2 separate regions of the Homo sapiens genome follow, and region 1 is linked to region 2. The links are chromatin loops, found by intact Hi-C in ENCODE. Cell type or tissue: Caco-2. All regions are shown on one strand. Links, peaks and the distances in the headings refer to the core of each region. The heading gives the core; the rest is flanking DNA. Region 1 holds the start of LOC105369561 (a long non-coding RNA gene). Region 2 overlaps KIRREL3 (kirre like nephrin family adhesion molecule 3).

Region 1 (10,285 bases), core at 747-8,746, 70 kb before region 2:
CTCAGTACATATCTGTTGGATGAATGAATGAATGTTGAAAATTCTATTCATTGGCAAGGCCTAGCTCAAATATCACTTTTCAGGAAGCACTCCTTTGCATCATGGTGATTTCCGCACGAAATCTCATTTCTCTTACTAGATGGTAAGCTTCAAGCGTCACCTCTATCATGAAACTATCCTTTGTCTCCCACGGTGGAATTGGCCTTTCTTCATCTATTCCTCTTACAGTCTTCTGTGGCTGCACATAGTGTACGGTAGGTATTGCGGTATTTGACACATGTTGGACTCTCCACTTGACTGAGATTAAGTGGGTAGGGACTGTGGTTTGTTCGTCTCCGTCCCAGGCATCTATCTCAGAGCCTGCAGCCCTGACACATTGCAGGTACTTAGCATACAGAGCTGGATTTCCCCCACTGAAACCTCCACAGCCCTCCTAGCAGAGACAGACACACTTTTAGTAGGGGCTAAGCTATGTTTGTGGAGTAGAATGAAAGGCAAAGGGAACAGTGCTGAGCCAGAGAACACAGCATTAGTGGGAGCTGTGGAGAGGAGGCTAGAAATAGGCAAAGAAGGGAGGGGACAGGCTCTGTTTCATTTCACTCTACCATAAAGAGGTAACAATTTAAAAAAATCAACTCTCCTCAGCCTCCAGACACACATGCTCTGTGGCATCATTAAGCAGCTGGTGCCAACATTTACCTCACACCTCCCTTAGTAGGCAAGAAAGCATTTCCTAAACCCTTCTCCTCTATGCTTTTAAAATAAAGGCCTTAGTGGATCTCAACTTCAGCAAACAGAACATTTTCTACTTTTCTATACTGTAAGATTTTTGAAAGCAGTGACTGTGTCATTCTTTTATATTCCTAGTACCTAGACCATGATGACATAATAATAGATGCAGAATTAATTTTCATTGAGTTACATAAATGATACAATATGAAAAGAGAAGGGAAGAAGGAAAGATGGAAGGAAAAGACTTGCACAGATGCTCTTTGTGACTCAGAACTTTGGAAAAAGTCCAACGAGCAACAAAATACTCAAAATACTTTAAATGAAGGTAAAAACCATCATTGTTTTCTCTCTGCCTAGGGTTTTTAGGAATTTTCTTCTATTCAAGATCATAATTGCAGAAAACTAGACCAATGATCTGATTGCTTTCATAAGCTCCATGATGATTAAAAGAAGTGTAGGCAGCTCCAAGGCCACACATGAAAAGAGAAATGCTGAGGCTGTTCCATTTGAGCCTTTTTGTCTTGCTTGGCTCTTTGTCAAAACCAAGTCTCCTTCTGGAGATAGAGATGCAGATCACCACCTACCCCAACTGTTCCCACTTGACTTAAGAGACAATGTGGGGAAGAACATCACCCCCATTTCAACCTTCAGAGGCAGGTTGCTTCTGCCACGGCAAGGAGAAGATCACTTTCTGTGTAAGATTTCTGATTCCTGTCTCCTGCAGGTTGGTTCATTTTCTTTCAAACACCTGTGCTGTAATATGCTAACCTGATCCTAAGACAGGCCCCAACTAGTACACACGCAGATCCATGCACACCCACACACATGCACATGCAGACTTATTGTCATAGCTTGTATCTCTTATGGACAAGATGCAGAGTGAGTGAGCCAGCAGATGGACACCCTGGAGGTTCGGAGCCATGTCACTCCCTATCAGCCCTCTCCAAACATCCAGGCAGGATCTGGGAGGGACTGCCCTTGAGATGGGTGGGCTCCATGAATTTCCAGCTGAAGCAACACGTTTCTGTCCCCAAGGGATGAAGAAGTTTCTTCAGCTGCTCTGTAGATATGTCATGTCGAGATTGAATTCAGGTATAGTTTTAGCTGCCTTCCTTCTTGAAACTTCCCTCTCCCCGTTTGAATTCCAATGAGGCATCTTTTGAATGCTGAGATTGGGAAGCAAGACTGAGACCTGCTTATGGGCCAAGGGTTCTTAGTATTAGATAAGAGTCAGGATTATTAGACCTGCCTATGGGCCAAGGGTTCTTACTAATAGATTTTGAATAACCATAAAAACAACTTTCCTGCATTCCTCTTTATCATAGATCAACTTGTCAGTTAGTCATTCACTTAATGAGTATTTATTGTACCTTGACTTTGTGTCAGGTAGTGTGCTAGGTGCAGGAGTAGATATTCTTATTTCTGTTCTTCAGATGAAGAGACAGAGGTTCAGAGAGGTGAGGGGTTTCAGTGGAAAGTGGCCGAGTCAGGAATCAAAAGCCTGTCTTCTGGTGCCTGCTTAATGGGGTTTTAACCAATGTGGGTATTAGGTGAGAGGTGGCCAGGAGAAGGCAGGACATTAGGGGTTATTTCTTAAGCCTGTGGGTAACCACTGAGGCAGCAGGCCAGAAAGTCACGTGACCCAGTGTGATGTATGGGAGAGGACAGCGTGGTGCCTCGTATGCCATGAAGAATTAATCTCAAGGAGATGCTAGTGAGCTCCAGAGACTTAGCATCAGTGCCAAGAGATCAAAGATATGATATCTCTGGCAGAGTGCGCTATCAGGAGCGATCAAAGCAAAAAAAAGGGTTCATTTCAGTGCCCTGTGCATTAGTTGCCTGACTTGCTGACTCTGGGCACAAAGGAAGCAGTCATGGTTTGGAAATGGTGCTAACACCCGCATGGGCATTTCTTTCTTGACATCTCCATACATCTCATTGTTGCCTGTCCATAAACAAAAACATTATCATGCCCATGGGTTTGCCCCCGCTCATCCCCAAGCTGGCTGTCCCCGTTTTCTTCTGAGTGTGTTTGTGTGCTCAGTGGCTTTCCTGCCTTCCTTGGATGATGGTGGTAGAGGCCGTCCTTGTCTGGAGGAGGCCTGTCAGGGTGCACTGCTGCAGGCTGGACCCTGAGCCCGCTCTGCCCTCGCTGCAAGGCTGCTGCTGGGGTGGATGTGCGGGGCTGGTGGAGCTCTGTGGCCTGGGTCCAGTCTGCACAAAGGCAGGGCCAGGGACTACAGAGAGCATGGGGGGAGGCATCAGGATTGGCCACCAACTCACTGAGGGACTTTGTCAAGTTGCTTCCCCTCGCTGAGTCTCAGTTTCCTTATCTGTAAATCAGGCAGTTGGTCTGTGTCAGTAACTTTCACCCCCAGTTTCTCTGGTGATGTAAGTTTTCCAATCAAATTATAATAACCCAAATAGAGGAGATGCCCCATAAATACTTCTTGAATGAATCAAAGCAAATCTATAAAGATAAGCATGGAAACATGTGGACTGCAGTGGACAGGGCCCTGGAGAACGCCCTTCTGAGTGCCCTCCCTCCATTCTAACCCCCTGTGTCCCGAAGTGGGTCTCTAAGGCCCTTCTGTGGAACCCTAAGGCTCCACTGAACCCAGCTTGACAACCACAAATATGGACTTTCTTGTTTCTTAAAGCTCTGACATTCAGTGATTCTAGGGGAACTATTAAGTCTCAAATCCCTTACAAATTAATGAAAGATCTCTGACATATTTTCTAGAATTTTTCCTCAGAAATTTCCCTGGACTTCTCTGGGGCTATCCTGTTGGCTTTATGAAAAAGTCTGAACTACACAAGATGCCTCCTTTTTTTCTTTTTAGATGGAGTCTCCCTCTGTTGCCCAGGCTGGAGGGCGGTGGCATGACCTTGGCTCACTGCAACCTCCTCCTCCTGGGTTCAAGCGATTCTCCTGCCTCAGCTTCCTGAGTAGCTGAGATTACAGGCATGCACCGCCACGCCTGGCTAAATTTTGTATTTTTAGTAGAGTTGGGGTTTCGCCATGTTGGCCAGGCTGGTTTCAAACTCCTGACCTCAAGTGATCTGCCCACCTCGGCCTCCCAAAGTGCTAGGATAACAGGTGTGAGCCATGTGAGCCACTGCGCCCAGCCACAAGATGCCTCTTTATGAGAGGATCCAGTCTACCTTTCCAGCTGTTTTTTCCCACTCCTATCATTTCCCTTCTCCTAGCAAAACTCTGTATTGGCCTACACATGCCAATGTGTTGAGCATGCCATGCGTTCTTGTGCCCTGCATCTTTGCTTTTGCCATTCCTTGTGCTATTGTTTTTCCACTTTCTTCCTGCAAAACTCCTATTCATCCTCTAAGACCTGGCTGTGATGTCCTGGCTCTTGAACGGTTCTACCTCTCACTCACTCACACAGGGAGGTCAGCTGCTTCTTTCTCTGAGCCGCCTTACCCTCTGGGACACGCCTCCAGCACAGATTTCCGCGTAGCCTACCTTCACTCATCTAGATACATCATCTTCCCTGGCAGATGGAGTGCTTCTGAAAGGCAGAGACTTAGCTTTGAATTCCCAGTGCCTAGCATGGAGCCTGGTCCATAAAAACCACTCCATCCATGTTCATGAAATGACTGAGAAACAGCAAGGGCTCCTGTGCACTTGGGTGTGGCTCCAGAAGAGGCAGCTTCTGTGGCTATTCCCCTTGGAGGCCGGCTGGCCACTCTCCCTGCACAGAGCAGGCTGGCTTCGCCATCACAGGCTGCTTCTCAGAAGCTCAGCTACCTCTCCTTCCTCACCTCCCAGACCCCTCGGAAAGTGTTCCCCACCAGAAATGTCTTTTTGGTGGCCTCAACCTGAGAAGGAAGGCTACAGAGCTTACAGATTTAAACTTAAATGCATAAACAATTCACAGTGGTCCCCTGGCTTAGGCTGAATCTCAACTTGGAGGACTTGGTGTCCATGGTAAGTCTGGAGGCCTGAAGGTGGGAGGCGCTCAGCTGTCTGCAGCAGCTGTACCCTGCACCCTGCCCAGCAGGCATTTCCCTGCTACATGGCTCTCCTCCCAGCTCCCTCGGGGGGGTCTGGCCCTCCCACCCTGGGTGAGCTGCATTTTTGTGGTCCTCCTTCTTCTAATCTCTCTGCCTGCCTCACAAAGTGGAGAATTCGATTTTCTTCCCAAAGAAAATCAGATTTGACTTAGCTCCATCCATTTTCACAATTGCTACGGAAACGCTGTCTCTGTGAGGACAAAAGAACTAAACGAAGGACTTTCAGTGGGGGAATGAGCACGTGGACACAACTGTGCCTCAGTGAGAATCCCTTGCAGACCTGGGAGAGACATCTGCAGGCAGTGGGATGCGGATCAGAAGCCCTGGGTCCCCAGAGTCCAATGATGAGGAGACCCGGAGGGAAGGAATTGGCTTGAAGTAGGGCTGTCTCGGGGGTGAGCATTTCTCCCGCAGCCCCACACCCAGCAGCTCTGAGAGAAGCCAGAGCCTCCTGATGCACCTGGCATGACACTGGGACAAAGGCAATCCATTATGTGACTGGTATATCAGAGTCACAGAGGGGCTGGGTGCAGCAGGGTAAAGAGGCTGCAAGGTCACAGATGGACAAGGTGTGGCTGTCACAGCTGTGGTGGCTGGCCCCATGAAATAATTGGGACACCAGGAGGGGCAGGGTCAGAGGACCTCTAAATAGCTCTGTAGTCTTGGGTGAGTCACTTGAAGCCCCCAAGCCTCAGCTTTCCCATCTGCAGACCAGGGAGAAATATCACCTACCTGGTGGGGTGTCCTGGGGCTCAGTGTTCTCCCGTGGCATGCTGCACATGCCTCTACTGTGCATGAGAGTGTGTGTCCCACCTCCCACCGTGTTAAAGCATGTTGACCATGGGTGTGCTTTCCCACAGGAGTGTAGGCTTCCAGAGCAGGAAGGGGTGCGTCTTACTCACTGCTTTATTCCCAGGGCCAAGCACCCTGCCTGGCCCCTGCGGAGCTCAGGGTGTCTGATCACCTGAGTGAGATGATGTTGGTTAGAGTGCTTGCCACCTGCTGCACACAGGAATTAGCTTCCAGGCTGAAGTGGGGCCAGTGTAGGGCCCACAGGAACCTGGACCACCTTGACTCTTTGTATAGGGAGGGGAAAGGAGGCAGGAGAAGCCCTGAGTACTTGTCAGTGGAGTGAAGCCTGTTAAGCTTTAAGCGGGAGGATTCAGTTCAGTAAGTAACTTCGTCCCCTGGGAGGGCCCCCAGGTCCCTTCTGTGTTGGCTCCATGGCCTCTCTTCTCTCCTGCATTAATTCAAGTGAGGAAGGCCTGAGCTTGCCTCCCTGAATTCCCTGCACCCCACAGACGCTGCCCCATTCTCAAGGTGCCATGTGTAATCAGGAAGCAGACGCTAGCTCCAAAGCTTTCGGGGCAGAGGGAGGAGGGCAATGGCTGGGCAGTGGGCTGTCCTGTTGCTGAGGAGACCTTGAGGAGGAGGCTTTTGGGGCAGGCATGCCTGTTGCAGGCTTGGAGTGGGCCCTGGGGAGGGGCAGTACCCTCTAGGCCAGAAAACACAACTGGGCCATCTTCCCTCATCTCTAGCAGAATGGCTGCCTCCTTAGTCCAGACTGAGTCCTGTGGAATGTGTGGTTGGAGCAAAAAGATGAAGAGTGAGTCTAAGAGGTCATGAAGAAGGACAGACCCAGTAGACTGTGGCTCAGCCTTTCTTGGGAAGCAGACTTCTAAGAAACAAGCACGCTGGCTTAACAACAAATCTAATTCTTTTAGGGAAAAGAGGTAGTGCATGGATAAAATGTGGAAAGATATAGAAGAAGAAACAGGAAGTGGAGCCTGGTGAGGAACAAAAGGTGTCACAAGGCTCATTTTAGGGACATATTGCAGGAGAGACAGGAAATTGAAATTGGCGCCATTCTTCTAGATTGCCCAGAGTCCTCCAGAGTCACAGGGGGAGTCAAAGGGTCAATAGGTGCTTCTCCTTTGCAGCCTCAGGGAGTGATTACCTGCAATATGCCAGGGTACTGTCCCTGTAAACAATGAGGCTGGAAGGCAAGAAAGGAGCAGCTCCCTGGCATTTTGCTGCTGGAGCACGGAAGCAGTGCTGGCCAGGAGCTCACAGGTGGGTGTGAACCTGGGGACCCTCCGTAGATACTCATGGGGCCCCGGGCACTCCACTGGACAGGTGAAAAGCTCACAGCTCAGGGTCCCCTGCTATTTTATGAGCTTGGGAGGTTTCTGTGTCCAGAAGCACAATGGAGGGAGCCCCTGATCATAATCACTAAGAGCACACCATGTTTGCTGCTTTTAACTGTTTCCAAATCCTTCTAGTTCATAGGCTCCTCTGCTCCTAAACCAGTCCTTTGAGGTATCTGGCAGACAGTTTTCTGCCCTTCCCTTCCTTGACATTTCTGTGACATTTGGCTCTGTGACGGCTTCCTTCTTCAGGAAACTCTTTTGTTGTCTTATTTCTGGGACACCCTCCTCCGGAGTTTCCATTCCCTCTCAGTCCCCGTCCTGACTCTCATTCCTGTCCCCAGCCACTTAAATGTTGATGTCCCTAGGTTCTATCCCCAGCCGTCTTCTCATTCAGAATTCCCCTCCTCAAAGTAGATTCATCACTCCCAGAGACATTTACATCACGTCTCCACTTAGCCCTTGGCCCTGGCTCTCAGCCCCGCAGAACCCACTGCCGACTAGCCCCATCCACATGGGGGCCCACAGGCCCCTTGAGTGTGACACGTCCAAATGAGTTACTCACCTTCTCCTCCCTCTTCTCATCATCTCTGCACCATCAACATCCCCTAATTGTCCACCAGAAATCAGGGAACAATCCTGGCCTCCACCCTCTCCTCACCCTATACGTCTGGTCAATCATGCCTTCCTCTCAACCTGACTCCTACAGGTATCTTCAACCTGTGCCCATTCTCGCAGCTCTGAGCTTATTCCATACTACATAAGTTTGCTTAGACTGGTGGTTCTCCACCATGGGTGATTTTTGTCTTCCCCACCTAGGGGACATTTGGCAACGTCCAGGGACAATTTCTGATGGTCACAACGAAGTGGTTGCTACTAGCATCAAGTGGGTAGAGGCCAGGGATGGAGCTGAACACGATACAATGCACCAGGCGGCCCCTGCAACCAAGAACCAAAATGGCGGTAGTCCCCAGGTAAAGAAAACCTGGCTTACAACATGCAATACTTTTCTTTTTCTTTTTTTTTGTTTTTGAGATTGAGTCTTGCTCTGTCACCCAGGCTGGAGTGCAGTGGTGCCATCTCGGCTCACTGCAACCTCCGCCTCCCAGGTTCACGCCATTCTCCTGCCTCAGCCTCCCGAGTAGCTGGGACTACAGGCACCTGCCACCACGCCTGGCTAATTTTTTTATATTTTTAGTAGAGATGGGGTTTCACTGTGTTAGGCAGGATGGTCTCCATCTCCTGACCTCGTGATCCACCCGTCTCGGCCTCCCAAAGTGCTGGGATTACAGGCGTGAGCCACCGCGCCCAGCCAACATGCAATACTTTTCTAACTGGTGTCTCTGACAATCAGGTTCCCCTTCAAGCCACTCTCTTTGCTGCCTCCTGCGAGAATGCTTAGCTTACAAATGAATCTGTCTGCATGTCTCCATTTCCTAACTTCTCAGCATAGTTTACAAAGCTCCCTATGATCTGGCCCTGCCCAACTCTCCAGACCCACCTTCCATTTCTCCTGTTAGTCCATGCCCCAGCAGTACTAGATAATCTGCCGTTCTCTGAGTAAATCATGTTCTTCCATACCTCTGGGCCACTGCCTAGGTCTCAAATGACCCTATCCCAGGGTCCATCCCGCTGTGTCCACTGTTTGCATTGGGTCAGAGCTTACTTAGTCCTTCAAGACTCAGCCCGAATACCATTTCCTGGACAAAGCTTTCTCTTGGCTATGCTTCTACCACAGCTTGTACGTATTCTCATGTCTACCTTTCACATTTCTCTTTCTGCAGTCTTCTTGAGGTCACAGATGTGATTTTATTTATCTTTACAGACCCAATGCCTAGCGCCATGTCTGGTGAGTGAATGCACACAGGAAGAAAGCTTTGCCAAAATTTGCACACCTCGTTGCTGGAAGGACTAGGACTGGCATTCAGGTCTTTGGACTCCCAAGCTATGCTCACCTCATCAGACCTGATGGCTCTAAGTAGGTCAGTTTTAGGTCCTGAGCTACTTGATCCATCTGGCTCCCAGTTAGAGAACAACAAGAAACTAATCACATGTGGTGGCTGCTGCCTCCGTAAGTGCTTCCATTTATTCACAAGCTGAAAGACAAAAGCTTGGCCCCCCAGCATATGCTGGATCAAAAGCAAGGAACAAAAAGGATTGTAAAAGAAAGACGCTGGAAATAGTAGCTACTTTGATGCAGGCAGCTCTTTGAGGAAGCAGCTGAGGACTGTGCCCCCAGCAGCAAAGAGAGAGAGAAGTCACTGCCAGAGGGTGAAGGAAATCACTGCAGGAAGGGTGGGACCTCACTGGCTTCTCTGCTGGTTTCCAGCGAGTGCCAGGAATGGGGGAGGGGTGTCTCATTAATCTCACCTCCTTGCTGCCCTGCCTGGGGTCTTTACAATCTGCTCCATTTGGAGACTAAGGATTCCTACAGGAATGGCAATCTGAGCCAGAGATTTAGGAAGGAGGTTTATAAGTAATGGCTAGAGCGATAGAGTAATTAATAGGAAACTATTATTAACAATACAGTGATTTCATAATGATTCCGCAGTTTATAATACAAATGTATACATCATTTGATGAATTATTGTATTGAGCCCGAGGATGCAGGAATGGCCAGATTCTGTCCTTGAAATAGCCACCCCTTCTCATGAGGACCCCTGAGAAAATATAGTAAGCACACAAAGAAAGGAAAGCAAAGCAATGCTTCATTGTTAGCTGGACTTGTGATCAAAACCCTAGCGCTCTCTGGTCAACTGGACTAGATGACGTTTTCTACTAAGCAAGTTAGGACTAAACAGCTCATAACAACAGCCAATCCAATATACCTGCTTGTCTCGGGAAAGTGTAGTCAGCTGCAGAGAGACAGTGAGAGAGTGACTGTTTCCTTTGAATTCCTGCTCTCTGGAGTTGACTTGGGCAGCCTGGCTCTGAACCAGGACACCATCTCTGGGTTGGTGGCCATCTGAGAAAACATGGAGAAAAGACACTTTGAGGAAGGTAACCTCGTAATGCTGAGAGGAAGCTTATGCCCAAGGAGACTCCAAGGAGAATTTGGGATCTAACCCCAGAGCACTGCAGAGTGGAAAAGGCCAGGGGGAACCCCTTATCTTACCAGAAAACCAAGCAAAGGAGATAGCAAGAGGCTGGACTGAAGTTAAAGAATAATGCTTAAGTGTCTTGTTTGGGACTCAAAGGGCTTGCCCTCCCATTGTATTCACAGATACAGCAAAAGACTTTGGTGAAATGCAATGTGGAAGGAGGAAGATTGGTTCCCATTGTGAATAAGGAAAAAATGAGTCCTGGGGTTCTGAAGGCAGCTTGAGATATTTTGAGCATTTCACCTCTGAAGTAAGAGTGCAACCCTCCAATTC
Region 2 (10,285 bases), core at 1,447-9,446:
GAGCCCAGTGAAAGAGGGAGAGGGAACAGAGAGGGATGGCCAGACCTTGCCTTCTTTGATTTCTAGAAGACTTCCTTTGCTTGTAGACACCTTTTAGCAGGTGGAGGGACAGTTGTGGGGCTGTAGGGGCGGTTTCTCAGAGTGTGAGGTATGGGAATGTGGATGTAGCATTGATTCACACTTGCTGTCTGCTGTGAAAACAGTTTAGAGGGAAGGCGGGGCTGCTTTCAAAGAAAAACAGGTGAAATTCATTGGTGGTGTGGTTCTCCTCTTCTCTGTATGCCACTTTTCCCCATTTCCTGGTGCCTCTGCCGACCTTCCCAACCCCAGCCTCCCTTTTGGGGGAGACTTGCTCTTAGCTGGCTAGTAAGGAATCGAGCCAGCAGAATGTTAACGATGGGAGGCAGCGAGATGTAAATAAACCCGGCTCTGAGGATAGGTGGGCCAGGAATCAGATCCCTGTTCTGTCACTCATTAGCTAGCAGACCACTGTGAGTCATTTAACCTCAGTGCTTTCCAATCTGTAGAATGGACATCATCATGGCCACCTCACAGTGTTGTTGTAAACACAAGATGAAATCATGAGTGGTGTTGGCAACGTTGTAGTCATTTAACCCTTCAAACAACTTTATGAGATAGGTCCTATTATTACCGTTATTTTTCAGTTGAGAAAATGGTGATGCAGAGAAGTTAAGTAATTTGCCCCAAGTCACACAACTTGCAAGCAATAGAGCCTAGGCTGAAACCAAGCAGTTTAGTGCCAAAACTCGTGTACGTAACCACTGGACTCCACTGGACTCTTAAGTTGAATCTTTACCTGTCTAATGGCCCAGCAATTCTTCAGGTATAAATCCTATTGCCTCCGTCAGAAAACATATACAAGGCAGCTCACAGCAGCATTGTTTATAACAGAGCCCAGATTGGATACAACTCAATTACCCATTAATAGGAGAATAGATATATAAATTATGTTATATGCACACAATGCGATTAACAATGGTTACAAGTAACAACATGGATAAATCTTAGACCATGATACGAAGTGGAAAAAGCAAATTGGAAAATGCTATATAAAGTCTTAATCCAGTTTTATAAAGCTCAAGAGCAAGCAGAACTAAACTATACTGTTTAGGGATATACACGTGTGATAAAGCTACCAATAACAACAGCAAAAAACTAATAAGAAGATGAAAAACAGTGGTTACTTGTGGGGATGGAGAAGGATGACACAGGAGTGGGGTGGGCAGGCTCAGGTTCTTCTATTGGGGGGTTCACAGATGGCCATTTCCTTATTAAGCTTACATCTCTGCTGTGTGTATTCCTTTGGACCTTTCAAATATTACACAATAAAATTAAAGTGTTCACTATCTCACATGTGTTAACTTTTACCTTTTTAGCTCCCCACCCCCACCCACCTCCAATAATGTCTTGTAAGGTTTATTGCAAAACAGCAGAGGACAAGATAATGACCTTTTTAGTGAGACAACAGGCCAGGGCATGTAAAAGTCACTGGAAATTCCTTTAGACTCTGGAAGAAAGCCACAGTGCACGGGGCTTTCTTGTTGTATTCACTGGGGACCATGGGTCTTATTTTAGTTTTGCTAATGCAATAAGGTTGTAGTGCTGAACAGTGCAGGCAATCTGGGTGGAGTGAGCAGTCAGGCTAGGAAGGGTTACTTTTGTTCCTTCAAACCGCTCTTAGTTCCTTTGGATGTGCATGCTCAGCTAGAGGTCCAAGGAGTTAGCCAGAGAGTGAAGGAGAAAGAGAGTAGGAGAGACAGATGATAACAGGTGCACCAGCCCAGATGTCACTTGCAGGGAGTTCCTGCAGAAGGTGCATGGCCACGGCAGATGCTGGGTGGACAACTCAGGTCACTGGCAGTGACTCACACAGAGGAACCAAGGCAAGGAGAGCACAGGTCCTTCCTAAGAGGGAGCAGTTGAAGGAAGAGGTTGGAATTTGAGAGACTAAACTATTTCACCCAAAATGACTGAGAATTAACTAAGGAAAATGCGTAAATGATTGCACTGGACCAAGATTACTGGAGTGGACCGGAAGCGTGCTCATGCTCATGAGACACTCAGATAAGGAACAGGCAGAGGTGAAGAACTCGCGTTCCTCTGCATGACTGAGCTCCACTGTGAATAAATTTGCAATCCAAATACACATGTTGCTTCTCTTCATTCTCCCCCACTACCTAGATTTTAATAGGCACCTATTGAAAATCTGAAAAGTTATATAACGGCCTGAAAGGGTGCATTTCTAATGGTTGAATTTCCAATGCTGGTGATAGACTGAGAGATAATTTGACTAGGGAGAGAGCAGGGCTGGATTAAAGAATTTAAAGGCTAAAACACTGAAAATATTATAGTATGCTTTCTTACGTTATTTAAAAATACATGTGATTCTAAGACATAAAATAATGGTAAGGAAGTCCAACAGAATTCAGATATTTCTCATGATGGCTGGGATTAATTTTTAAAATAAAATATTAAGTGTCAAATTTCATTCAAAAGATGTTTAGGTGTCTTTAGCAGTTACCTTGTCTATCTCCTGGATAATTTAGTACTCATAGATCATGCCAGCCTGGGCCATGGTTCCCTGCACAGTATTTTCTGCTTTCTCTCTGTGAAGGCTTGTTCAGTGGGGTAGACTCAAGAGGACATGGGCTTTTTAGGCAGAAGACCAGATGCCAGCCCCTGCTCTGAGCGCTTCGTATAACCTTGGGTTTTTCATATAATCATTCTGAGCCTCAGTCTCCTTATCTATAAAATAAGGATAATAAAAGCTCCCTCACAGGGTGGTAACACAGATCACATGAGAGAATATAGGGAACATGTCCAATAATATTGATTTGTATTACAAAAATATTTTAACCTGGGTGTTTTCAGAAAGTTAATTACAACCAAATGCTGGTGAGAAACAACAGGAACATCCCTGGAATGAATGCAAAGTGGTACGGCCACGTGGAAGACACTTTGGTACCTTCTTACAAAACGAAACAGAGTCTTACCATGGGATCTGACAATCGTGCTGCTAGGTATTTATCCAAAGGAGTTTAAAACTTACGTCCACCTAAAAACTTCCATATGAATGTCTATAACAGCTTTATTAATAATTGCCAAAAATGAAAGCAACCTAGATGTCCCTCACTGGGTGAATGGATAAACTGTGGTACCTCCACACAGTGAAATTTTATTCAGTGATAAAAAGAAATGAGGTATCAAGCCACAAAAATACATGGACAACTTAAATGCACATTGCTAAGCAGAAGAAGTCAGTCTGAAAAGGCTAAATACTGTGTGATGTCAACTATATAATATTCTGGAAAGGCAGACAAAAGAAAGTTCAGTGTTTGCCAGGGGTTGGGCAGGAGGAGGAGGAGAGAGATGAATTGTGGAGCACAGGTGTTTGTTAGGGCACTGAAACTATTCTGTATGATCATGTAATGGTGGATACATGTCATCACACATTTGGCCAAGCCCATAGAGTGTACAGCATACAGAATGAACTCTAATGTAAACTAGGGACTTCAATTCATAACAATGTATCTATATTGGCTTACCAATGGTAACAGATATACTACACTAATGCAAGATGCTAATAATGGGGGAAACTCAGGGCAGAGGTTGGGAGGGAGAGGACGTACATATAAATTTTATTTTATTTTACTTTATTTTTTGAGACAGAGTCTCAGTCTGTGACCCAGCCTGGAGTGCAGTGGCGTGATCTCTGCTCACTGCAACCTCCGCTTCCCGGATTCAAGCGATTCTCCTGCCTCAGCCTCCTGAGCAGCTAGGACTACAGGCGTGTGCCACCACACCTGGCTAATTTTTTTAAAATATATTTTTAGTAGAGACGGGGTTTCTACTAAAACCCTGTTGGCCAGGCTGGTCTTGAACTCCTGACCTCAGGTGATCCACCCTCCTCGGCCTCCCCAAGTGCCAGGATTACAGGAGTGAGCCACTGTGCCTGGCCAGAAATATGTAGAAATTATTTGCACTTTCTGTTCAATATTTCTGTAAACCTAAAAATCCTCAAAAAAATGAAGTTTTTTAATTAAAAAGAATTACAGAGCCACTTCAACCACCAGTTCTTCTTCCCCCTGTGCACCCCAAGAGCGTACATCAGCTCTTTGGAGGGGCATGTAGATACCCCATGCCAGGCCAGCCTCCGTACTGCCAGGCTCGTCCTCACCCTGGGTAAAGGCTCATGCAGGCATTGGGAAAAGCATGAATCAGAAATGAGAGTACATTTTTCACGTTGAGCTAGTACCTTGTCTGCTTATGTTGCCATTCATACAGCCAGTAATAAGCCACTCCACTGTCATGTCTTCATTTAAATTGTTATTTAGACTAACCTTTCAATGGGACACGTTTTTATCCATGGGGTCCATGGATCTTATTTTAGTTTTGCTAATGCAATAAAGTTGGAATCCTGAACATTCTTTTCAGTCTCTAGAGGTCATGAAGGGAAGAAGGGGTTAAAAAAAAAAAAGGCAAGACACAACATAAAATCAGACTGATTCTATGTTAAAATGGTGAACAAAAAAACCAAGGACTTGACCAGATGAAAAGAGAGGGGCTCGATCCATGTGAGTTCCCTGGCTTGCTGATCCCAGACTGGGCTGACCCAGGGCATCAGGGCTGGGGATTGTCTTGGATGGAAGGATCTCATTCTGCCCGTCCTGTCCCGCAGCATTGGGTGTGGAGGAAGGCTGAAGGAGGGGACGCGCAGTTGTGGGTAACTGGCCTTCACCTTAAATATAGCAAGTTACTTGAATGGTGCGATTTGAAAAGCCTCCAGTATCTGCTGCTGACATCTGAAATTCCCCTCCTTCCTCATGTGAAGTGCCTAGCTGGTACCCACTGGGTGATTGGGCACTAGAAATGTTGGCACAAGTGCCCTCTTATGTTAAGCATTGCCCCCAACCCTGCTTTTTATTTATTTTTATTCTTTTATTTTTATTTTTATTTTATTTTATTTTTGCAACAAGGTCTTGCTCTGTTGCCCAGGCTGGAGTGCAGTGGCATGATCTTGGCTCACTGCAGCCTCAACTTCCCAGGCTGAAGCTATCCTCCTACCTCAGCCTGGCTGATTTTTTCCCACCCCTGCTTTTTAAAAATGTTGGTGCTCCAATTAGAGCTGTACCTTAGGTAGAGTACATGAAAATCTGATTGTTGGCAGAGCCCTCGGACTTAGAAAAAGATCTGCCTGATTGGGGTTGTGAGCTAGCACAGAGCAGGAAGTGGGGAAGGGACCAGGGAGAATGTTTCTGGGGTGGAGGTCATATCAGGGCTGGGGACAGAAAGGCTGATCCTGTGAAGATTCTCTGCACACTATTGGAGGAGCTGTCTGTTGCGGGAGGGAAGAAGAAGCCTCATTCAGATCCCCCAGAGCCCACATTCGGGGCCACCTGGAGTTAGCAAATCAGAGGCTTGGGGATGTGGCACTGAATTTGGGGCTGTGTTACTGTGCAGGGAATATGAGCCTAGGCTCTGAATATGGGACCAATTTGAATTTAGATCCCACCTCTGCCACTTATTGACCTCTCTGAGACTCAATTTCTCATCTATGAAATAGACTAATAACAACATTGTTTCAAAGAGCTGTGTTGAGCATCAAATGCATCTGATTCTCAGCGTAATATCTGGCACAGAGAAGCACTGGATGCTGATAGTTTTGGTGGCGCGGCTGTTATTGGTTGGAAGAATCTGCTGGTCAGTGTCGGGGGCCCTTCAACTTCTGCTTGCAGAAGCCCGATTCATCTGTTACCTGGGAAGCTAAACTGTCCACACCCTTCTCCCATGGTGATCCCCAGAAGAAGCTCTGAGGGGGCACTAGAGTTTTATTAGTGGCTTACCATGGCACTTAGTCCCAATCTACTCCACAGCCTGTGACAGCTGGGGCTGTGTGATGGGGCTTCTGATGGGGCCCTGGCAGCGGGAGTCTCAGCATCCAAGCACAATCAGCACTGGGTCGATGTATATGAGGAAAGCACAGAATCACATGGTTGAAAAGAACTGTAATTGTAATGGAAATTCAAATCACTCCACTGAACCTGTTTTCTGATTCGTATTTTGTCCTTGTAAATCAGAAGCACCGGGAGCAATTTATTTCTAAACATCAACACTCCAGAATGCAAAGAAAAATGAAATAATTGCATTCTGACTTGCTCAAAATGATTCATCTGCATGTACATGCTGATCCTGAGGGCCTATGGACACTGCAAAGTAACACATGGGCTGTTTGTGCTTTTGCTAACTCCTGTGTGCTCCTGGAGAGGTGGAGGAAGGCTCATATCTTGGGGCCAGGTGGATTTCTGCTCCCCACTGTGAGAATCTGATGACTGTGGAAGTGATGGCTCATTGCACCCACCACAGCCAGGTGGAGAGGAAAGATGTTCCTGTGCCTGGGGGCTCCAGGCAGCATCTGTGCAACCCCCTTCTGCTTCCCTGATTCATGAGCCCCCAAGGGTGGCCTGGAGAGGCCACCAGGTGGCCTTCCCTCTCTGAGATCCCGGGTGCACAGCTCCTTCCTCTCTCAGAACACACTGATTCTTCCTTTTCTTTCCCAGATTTCTCCCTTGCCAGGACCCTCCCTTATTGCTTGCTGGGGTTCCTAACCTGCTGGCTGATGTTCAGGGTGCCTCCTGTGATTCTTGTCCAGGGCATTGAGTATCCAGTGGATGGCAGAAATGAATTCTCTGGACCCCAGAAAAGCAGAGGTAACCAAAGAATTAGGTAAACACATTTTGGAAATAATTTTCCATTTGATGTTTCACTGAAATAATTATCATTAGGAAAAGCAAAACATTGGAGGGTTTCCTTGTGCTGGCTTTATGGATTAGTATTATTTGTAAGTACATTTAGCCTGGAGCTCAGTGGGGAGTGTGGGGGAACCCATAATATTTTTAACATGTAGAGCCTCTAAATTTCCCACTGTGGCCTGCCCTTCCAGGTTCTTCCAGGTCCTTTTGATTTCTAAGGTTCTAATGGATGGGTGGCCACTTATTTGGGGTTAGCATAGGGGATATCCTTAGAGAAACCATACGGAGCAGCATTAGCCTGGGAAACATTTTTTGACTGAGGAGGCAAAATGCTATAAAAAGAAAGAACATGGGTTTGGGGTCTAAAGCTGGGTTCAGTTTTGTAGTGGCTCTGTGATTTTAATCATGCTGTGTCTCAGTTTCTGCATCTGCAAAACGAAGAGTACAGTGGGCCCGCCACAGAGGAGCACATGCAGGGACACACACGAAAGGACTTATGAACTACCAAGTGTGAGTGTGTGTATCATCTGTGTGTGCCTGTGTGTATCTGTGCGTGTGCATGTGTGCATCTCTGTGTATCTGTGTGCGTGTGCACGTATTCGTGTGTGTGCATGCATGTATCTGTGCGTGGATGTGTGTATCTGTGTGTGCGTGTGCATGTACCTGTGTGTGCATGTGCGTATCTGTATGTGTGTGTATGTGTGTACCTATGGGTATCTGTGTGTGTGCATGTGTGTATCTGTGTGTGTATCTGTGTATCTGTGTGTGGATGTGTGTATCTGTGTGCGTGTGCATGTACCTGTGTGTGCATGTGTGTATCTGTACGTGTGTGCATGTGTGTACCTATGTGTATCTGTGTGTGTGCATGTGTGTATCTCTGTGTGTATCTGTGTATCTGTGTGTGCATGCGTGTATCTGTGTGTGCATCTATCTGTGTGTGCGTCTCTGTGTGCATGTGTGTATCTGTGTGCATGCATCTCTGTGTGCATGTGTGTATCTGTGTGTGTGCATGTGTGTCAGCTATCCCCCAAATTTCTCCTGAGTTATGAATTTTGTTGGAAAAATAAGATGATAAGAGCTTGGGGAAAGAAGGTGAGACTCCTAGGAACTTGAGCCCGTGTGGAACTCATCATTCTGCAGAAAACTAGGGAAGAATCTGGTTTCACTCCTTAGAGCAGGGAGCCAGGAGGAAGGAATGGGGTGGAGCAGGAGGAGCCGGGAGAACCAGAGAGATGGCAGAACCTTTTCTTCCTCCCTGGAAACCCCTCTGCCCCCAGTTTTTATTAACTTCCAGTAGAATAATGGAAGGCTTGCCCTGAGTGATTTCTTATGGAGACACTAAAAGGAGCTAAGTCTGCTTTCCAGGGATTGGGGAAGTAACTGAGCAAATACACCTAAAAGCGCAGGAGCCTGGCTGGGATGGTGAGATGCTGGGACTCAGGGAAGGCATCAGTAAGTGGTCTCAACTCCAGCTGCTGTAGAATCATCTCAGGAGTTAAATGACACTCCCTAGTTCAATCAATCAGGATCTCTGTGGGTGGGGCTCTGAGCATTGGCATTATTTTGTGAACCAAAGTTGAGGACCATTCCTGACACTGTTGCAGGCCACCTCTAACCAGATCTCCAGGGGCTGGGCCCCGCTGCATCTAGGACACATCAGTTATGACTCAGGTCTGGCATCACCAAGAATGTACTGGTGATCTCAGGGAAGTAATCTAGACCAGCTGAAGACTAATTAACTTGGGCCATTTAGAATCTGACTCCGTGAGACAAAGAGCCTTGGACTTGGTATCCCAGGGCCTTGGAGCAGCCCTGTGTCCTCATCTGAGCACTCAGCCACTTGCTTGAGCTCCTGCTCTGCCTTCTAGTCTGGGGAAAGATAGGTTCTCACAATAAAGCTGGAGCTTGCATTGTGATCACCCGGGTCAGAGGAGCTTGAAGACTGGAGGCTACAGAAACGGTCTCATTAGGGCATTAGCATAAGTGGTACAGAAGGCAGGTAGGGAGGTCTCCAGGGAAGGATTTCTCCCTTAATTAAGATTCAACTGCAGTGAAATATCAGCAACCTTATACCTCTTGTATGTACCATAAAAAAGTGCTAGGATTCTCAAATATCCTTCTCTCCTCCCTTTTCTGCCTGCAAACAGCATTTGATAGTGCAACCTTCAGGATTACCTCAGGAATAATGAGCTCCAGGCACCCTTTCAGCTGCATTAGTGAGGGAAATGCAACACTCTATTCCTGGCACACAAACAGGCCACCCCTACAGCCAGGTGTGAACTCCAGGCTTTCTGGCTGCACAGAACCATTCAACCCCTGGACAATGAGTGAGCAAACTAGAAGCCCAGGTATCACTTTTCAGCGGATTTAGCTGTGATGGGGGATAATGGGATGGTGGAGCAGAGTGGCTGCATTCTGAGCCACAGCTGTGGGAAGCTCTGGTTAATAGGATGTCTGCTTGCTGTTGGAGGTTGGTGAGGGACAGGGACATTTAGGAGTGAGGACACGGGGAACACTGCTTTAGCAGCTGATATTTGTGGTGCATGCGTGCCCACATACCTGACATTTGCAAAAATCCAATCCCATTGGGCTTTCTGATTTTTAGAAAAACCTTGATTAACTTGAGTGCTTGAAAAAGATGTAGATTTATGGTTACCTAAATATATTCTGCATAATTGGGAATTAATGAGAAACTCCACCCCTTTTACATTTCAATTTTTATGAAAAATATTTCTTAAATACACTAGCTCTCTTTTCTATCCTAAGGATTACAGTTAATTGACAATTTTTGGGTCTTTGGGGACATCAGCCTGATACATCATTTTTCATCAATTCATTTACTCAAATGTTTTGAGTTTCCACTTTAAGTCAAACACCATGTGAGCTGCTGGAGTAATGTTGCCATAGGTACAGTCACCGATGGGGATGAGGTAGCCCCTGAATACAAATCTCAAGACAAATTCCATAACTCAGAGTATTTCTGTGTGGGGTAACCATCCCCAAATCTCTCATATGTGGAAGTCAGATGAGAAAACAATTCTACCCCAATATGAGCCATATTAGCACCAGGATGCAGTGCAAAGAGCGCATGGTTTGCACGAGAGGCCCTGGGTTCAAATCCTTGCTCTGCCACTCACCAGCTGTGGGACCTTGGCCAGGCACTTTCTCTCCTGGCCCATTTCTTCGTCTGTGAGATGGAACTGTTACACCTACCCTAGAAAGTGGGAAAGGAATAAGTGGCAGACACACCAGTGGACAGCATAGCTCCTGGCCTGTAATAAATTCTTAGTTAATATTTGTTTGAAATACAAAGTCATGCTGGGAGTAGTGGTGCATCTGTAGTCCTAACTACTTGGAGGATGAGGCAGGAGGATCGCGTGATCCCAGGAGTTCAAGGCTGCGGTGAACTCTAACTGCACCATGGTACTCCAACCGGGCTACAGAGTGAGACGCTGTCTCTTAAAAAAAAATTGAATCAGTATCCTAAAATCTAAGAAAAGCAAAAGTAAGATTTC

Evidence for each region. Hi-C counts contacts between places; a loop is a spot of excess contacts. Peaks named below come from ENCODE experiments on the same cell type or tissue, not always from the same donor. Only the 100,000 strongest peaks of a DNase experiment are listed, where the experiment ranks them.
Region 1: a loop joins it to region 2, with 3 times the contacts of the local background. A loop is called at or near these places in 4 of 110 quality-filtered maps.

What each region holds. Positions count from the first base shown.
Region 1 is chr11:126,722,814-126,733,098 of GRCh38, forward strand. All of the region lies in intron 1 of KIRREL3 (kirre like nephrin family adhesion molecule 3), which reads right to left. It overlaps LOC105369561 (a long non-coding RNA gene), which reads left to right and starts at 5,357. Exons shown (of 3, transcript XR_007062941.1): 1 at 5,357-5,430; 2 at 6,705-6,837; 3 at 7,731-7,803. RefSeq lists enhancers at 8,762-9,297, 10,041-10,090. In Caco-2, for the core only: no CTCF peak of the experiment used is centred there; no DNase peak of the experiment used is centred there.
Region 2 is chr11:126,791,705-126,801,989 of GRCh38, forward strand. The region is part of intron 1 of KIRREL3 (kirre like nephrin family adhesion molecule 3); the gene reads right to left. Among named protein-coding and RNA genes, the nearest start is that of KIRREL3-AS2, 140 kb to the right of the region's middle. In Caco-2, for the core only: no CTCF peak of the experiment used is centred there; no DNase peak of the experiment used is centred there.